2 separate regions of the Homo sapiens genome follow, and region 2 is linked to region 1. A link is a contact called in ENCODE Hi-C or POLR2A ChIA-PET data. All regions are on one chromosome and are shown on one strand. Each heading gives the region's core, a stretch centred on a gene start or an enhancer-like site at or near the end of the contact. The rest is flanking DNA. Distances are from core to core; before and after follow the strand shown.

The links. Hi-C counts contacts between places; a loop is a spot of excess contacts on that map. ChIA-PET counts read pairs that join two places held with the same protein, here RNA polymerase II (POLR2A). Pooled maps may share reads with other maps.
Region 2: a pooled map shows a loop between it and region 1 (6-fold over the local background). The contact joins the enhancer-like site here to the promoter of KHDC1 in region 1. A Hi-C loop is called at or near these places in 9 of 50 pooled maps. POLR2A ChIA-PET finds 5 or more read pairs at or near these places in 6 of 52 experiments (GM12878, OCI-LY7, Panc1 and 2 more).

Annotation. Positions count from the first base shown.
Region 1 is chr6:73,261,747-73,264,446 of GRCh38, forward strand. It overlaps KHDC1 (KH domain containing 1), which reads right to left and starts at 1,450. Exons shown (of 4, transcript NM_030568.5): 1 at 1,028-1,450. The region is part of intron 2 of LOC122539213 (KHDC1-KHDC1L); the gene reads right to left. It also overlaps the pseudogene KHDC1-AS1. RefSeq lists a silencer at 1,294-1,563.
Region 2 is chr6:73,387,947-73,390,646 of GRCh38, forward strand. It overlaps a transcript of OOEP not described here. Among named protein-coding and RNA genes, the nearest start is that of DDX43, 5.5 kb to the right of the region's middle. Within about 2 kb of position 1,310, at least 24 of the 41 ENCODE cell types and tissues checked have a DNase peak (open chromatin) inside an H3K27ac peak, as active enhancers do; they include Panc1, where a contact is called at or near this core.

The DNA.
Region 1 (2,700 bases), core at 200-2,699:
GCTAAAAATACAAAAATTAGCTGGGCATGGTGGCAGGCACCTGTAATCCCAGCTACTCGGGAGGCTGAGGCAGGAGAATCACTTGAACCCGGGAGATAGAGGTTGCAGTGAGCCAAGATCGCACCACTGCACTCCAGCCTGGGTGACAGAGCAAGACTCCATCTCAAAAAAAAAAAAAAAAGCCTAGCTGGGCAAGGTGGTATGTGCCTGCGGTCTCAGCTACTCAGGAGGCTGAGGTGAGAGAATTCATTGAGCCCGGCAGGTTGGAGCTGCAGTGAGCCATGATGGTGCCACAGCCCTCCAGCCTAGGCAGCAGGAAAGAGGCCCTTCTCAAAAAAAAAAAAGCATAGACTCTAGGGCCAAATTGATGTGCTCAAGCAAAGGTTTTGCCACTTACGGTGTAACCTTGGGCCAGTTGCTTAACCTCTCTTGACCTCACTTGCCTTCTTTGTAAACCAGAGGTGATAATAGTATACCCATTTCATAGGGCTGTGGTGAGAACTAGAGGAGTTAATACATTTAAAGAGCTTAAAAGTGTCTGGTGCATAGCAAGTGCTACGTAAATGTTAAACCTTTCCTGCCCTTTTCCTCTGCTCCTCCTTTCCCTTGTTTCCTGTTACAGCATTCCTTCTTTTTTTCTTACTATTTCCTCACTATGCCTTTGCTTGAATACTAAAAAGAAACTACTGGTCCAACAGCAGGCAACACCTCATGCGATTACTTTAAATGACTTCAAAATAATACAAACATATCCAGCACAATAGTTTACATTTTAAAGGTGTTACACCCATTTTGTTTTGAGATGTGTCAACAAAACCCGTGTTTCTTTTCTTTCTATAAGTTTAAAATGTCCCCAAATCAATTAACAATAGAGGAAAGTCACACGATCTGTTTTAATTTTTCTCTTTATACTGCTATCTCCTGTTTCCCCTGTTTTTACACTTCTTTGCAGCTCACTTTCCTTATCTGTAAGATATTCTTAGGATGAACTTAGTAAGAAATGTGCAAGATCTAGATGAAGACCCACCAGATAGGATGCTCTCTTGCAGACACGCAACTCACTGACTCAACCAATGAGGAAATTATCCCACAAAGCAGATAATCCTAATGGAGGGCAGAATTCAGGACTGAGCATCTCAGTGATGCCGCCGGGAACCCAGGCTTCTCTGTCCCTTCACCGGACTAACCGAGTTCGAGACCACAGGGGGGTCAGGTAGCCAAGGCTGGGCTTTGACGGTAGGAATGAAGGAGGTGAGGGTGGCGCGCCGCAGGCCTGGGCCACTCCCTGAGTAGGGCGGCGGCGGCGGCGGCGGCGGCGGCGGCAGCGGCGGCAGCGGCTGCAGGCCTGGCCGATTGTGAGGAGACAGCGGTACCTCCTGGGCCGCGCACCCGACCCTTCCAGGGGTCCCGGCTCGCGCCGCGGCCGCGCGAGGCGCGCTCGAGCGGAAGTGGCGGCGACCCCGCCGGAAGCGCGCGGCTGCGGCGCGGGAAGCAACCCAGAGCCCTCCTCCCGCCTGCTCTGTGTAGGAGACAGCCTGCGGAGCCCACTGCCGGCGCGCAGAGAGCCCAGCAGCTCTTGAGTCCAGGAAGCAAGGGTGGGAGGAGGGACGAGCCAGTGGCAATGACCCAGACCCGGACGACCCCCATTGCTGAGCCAGCGGAGCTGCTTGGTGAGTGGCCTCCAGGCGGCATCTCTTGCTCTCAGCCCGGAGGGGGTTTTGGGGACCCAGGCTGTGGGGCTGCCTCTTCCCATGCCTTCAGTTCACCCCGATATGGGGTGAAAAACCCTAGAGACCCTCGGGTGTCGGTCCACCAAGGGAGGTCCAGACTCCCCAGGAATGTTGCCTGGGGAGGGGTGTCGCGGTGGGGGGGGGGGTGACCCAGGCCCACCCTCTGCAGGGCACTTAAAATGCTCCACATCCCCAGTGGATGCCTCCTGTCACGCATCACACCGTGGTGTATTTGAGATCCCATCTGCCACTTGGGCTGGAGGGAAATGAATGTTTTTGGGTTTCTTGTCATTGCTTCCTGCGGATTCCATTTTACTCCTGTTCGTTTATGGCCTCAAACATGAATTTGAAGAATTTTGCCCTCCCTGGCAGTATTGGGAAGAAGATTCTTTTGTTCAAGTCCGTTTGGACAATTAGATGGGAGTATTAACAAAAGGTCGGGCTGGGCACAGTGGCTCACACCTGTAATCCCAACACTTTGGGAGGCCAAAGAGCAAGGATCGCTTGAGCCCAGGAGTTCGAAACCAGCTGGGGCAACAGAGGGAGAACTTGTCTCTACAAAAAATTTAAAAATCAGCTGGGCATGGTGGTGCACGCCTGTAGCCCAAGCTATATGGGAAGCTGAGGTGGGAGGATTGCTTGAGCCCGAGAGTTTGAGGCTGCTGTGAGCTGAGATCACGCCACTGCATTCCAGCCTGGGCAACAAAGCAAGACCCTGTCTGAGGTCAACTCTGCCCCCAGGAAGGTATGGGACCTTGCAATCTTATCTAGGTTGCGTCTTTTTCATTGAAATCACGAAATCATTAAGGTAAGTAGGGAAGGGTCAAGATAGCTAAGATGAGTGAGGGGACACAGACACCAATAAAAGTTCTAACTTTGAGGACTCCTCCAGTATTCTTTTCATCCTAAAGCTTCTGGCCTATCAGCTAGTTCAGACACAGCCTAGGAGTCTCAAGCCAGTACAGGAACA
Region 2 (2,700 bases), core at 60-2,559, 130 kb after region 1:
GCAACTTCCGCCTCCTGTGTTCCAGCGATTCTCATGCCTCAGTGCCTCAGCCATCCGATTACCTGGGACGACAGGCATGCGGCACCACACCAAGCTAATTTTTGTATTTTCAGTAGAGACAGATTTCGCCATGTTGGCCAGGCTGGTGCCAAACTCCTGATCTCAGGTGATCTGTCCGCCTCGGCCTCCCAAAGTGCTGGGATTACAGGCGTGAGACACCGCACTGGGCCTGACAACAATGGAATTAAAATTTCTTTTCGTGAGAAAAAAAATCCTTATGCCTCCCCCTCCCCCAAAGTGAAATGAAAATACAAATTATAAACAGCGAAGAATGTATAACAAAAAATTATATGTCTAACAACATGGATGTTTATTATAAAATTTAAGGGGAAAAGTCAGAGTGCAAAATTGAATAGTAAAATCTCAAAAGTTTGCCTAGAAGAAAACTCAGAAGGACCAAATTTATCTCTGGGTAATACTTTTATTTTTATTTTTCCAAATGTATGCAGTGAACACGTTAATTCTAAGATCATCTTAAAGCCAAAGTTATTTATCCTAATGCCAGTAACCGTAGCTTTTTTCTTGAAAAAGGGATGGCAGCTGGAGGCTGGAATCCCCTTCCTCCTGGGAACTGCACCCATGGGTTCCTGAGAGGCAAAGTGGCAGAACAGAAAATGCTCAGCTTTGGCATCACCTCCACTTGGGTTCCCAAGTACTGGGCTCCTCTGACTTCGGTTTCTTCATCGTGAAATGGGGATACCCACATCCATCTCACAGGAGTTTTCTAAGAATTAAATGAGTCTGGCAGGTTGTAAGTGCCCAGTATAAGATATTGCCACCTTCTCTAGTCCAGGTGGTAAGTGAAAACTTAAGGAGCGGATTTTCCAAAATCAGCGCCTGCTGCTCCGAGAGCCAAGGGTGCGGTGTTTGCTGCCTCCTTGTGGGAGAGTGTGGCTCCTTGCCTGGCGGAGTCGGAGGAATAAGTTCTCGGAGGGTAGAGGGACCGTTCCTTCTCCTAGCTCCGCCAAACCCACATTGGGGGTACTCGCTCAGGGATCCCGCAGCGGTGCAAATGCGAAGCCGCGACGCGAGCTGGAACCTGGGGCGGTGCTCTGGCGCGTCGCTATCCAGGGGAGCTACGTCGAGACGGCAGGCCACTTAGCACCAATGCAGACCCGGGAGCTTTGAGGAAGCCAGAGGCTTCGGACAGAAGAAACCGCCTGGCAGGCGGAGGAGAAAGGCCAGGGCTTCCCTCCTGAGGTTGAGGCTTGCCGGAGGGAAATGGCACCGAGGACCTGGGGCGACTGATTCAGCTTCTACCCCAGGAGCAGAAGTCCCCGCCCTACTCCGGAACTGGCGGTCAACTCCCTCAGGTCACACCCGAGGCAAAAATGCAAGCTTGTGGAAATTTTCTGCCTTCAGGTCAAAATTGGGCGTGAACTCCACCTTTTTATCTTTTTTTTTGGTGGGGAAAAGTAGGTGGTAGAACGAACTTGAAAGGCCCGCAGGCATATCCAATTTCTACTTGCTTAGTGAATGGTTTTCTAACCAAGTTGGGATTTAGGATAATAGATTCCACCGCTTTTTATCGCAAAAGGCTTAGGCTTAGGCTGTCACAGGTCTAAAAAAGCAACTCATTTTGCTCTATGTTGTGAAAAAATTTAAAATAACAGAACTCATAGGTGGGAATTGAACAATGAGAACACATGGACACAGGAAGGGGAACATCACACACCGGGGACTGTTGTGGGGTGGGGGGAGGGGGGAAGGGATAGCATTAGGAGATATACCTAATGTTAAATGACGAGTTAATGGGTGCAGCACACCAACATGGCACATGTATACATATGTAACAAACCTGCACGTTGTGCACATGTACCATAAAACTTAAAGTATAATAATAAATAAAATACAGAACTAAAAATATTCGTGTTACCTGGAATTACCGTTTTAGATATCTTTCCTCACCACGTGAGAACACAGTATCAAAATGTTAAATCCGCCGGGCGCAGATCACTTGAGGCCAGGAGTTAGAGACCAGCCTGGTTGGCATAGTGAAACCCGGTCTCTACTGAAACTACAAAAATTAGCCAGGTGTGTGGCGCACCTGTGGTCCCAGCAGCTCAGGAAGCTGAGGGAGGAGAATCACTTGAATCCGGGAGGCAGAGGTTGTGCTGAGCCCAGATCCCGCCACTGCACTCCAGCCTGGCCCACAGGGAAAGAAAAAAAGAAATAAGAAAAAAAAGTTATTTACTAATCCACTGCCCAAACTCAAGGACATAGCTGATCCAATTAAAAACAAAACAAAAATGAAAAGCTTGACAGACACAAAATTCCCTTTTTAGACTTTATCTTTTAGAACAATTTTAGGTTCACAGCAAGTATTGTCGTCTCTTGGGATTTTGGGGGTATTGGTCCCAGGCCCTCCAAAGATACTTAATACCAGGGTTGCTCAAATTCTTTACGTAAAATGGCATAGTATTTGCATATAACCTATGCAGAGCTTCCCTTATACTTTAAATCATCTCTGGATTACCTGTAATACCTAATACTAGGTAAATAGTTATTCTACTTTATTATTTTGCTTTTTTTGTTTTATTTTTATGAGGTTTGATCTTATTTGTTACCCAAAAACTTTTTTTTTTTTTTTTTGAGACGGAGTTTCGTTCTTGTCGCCTGGAGTGTGATGGTGCGATCTCG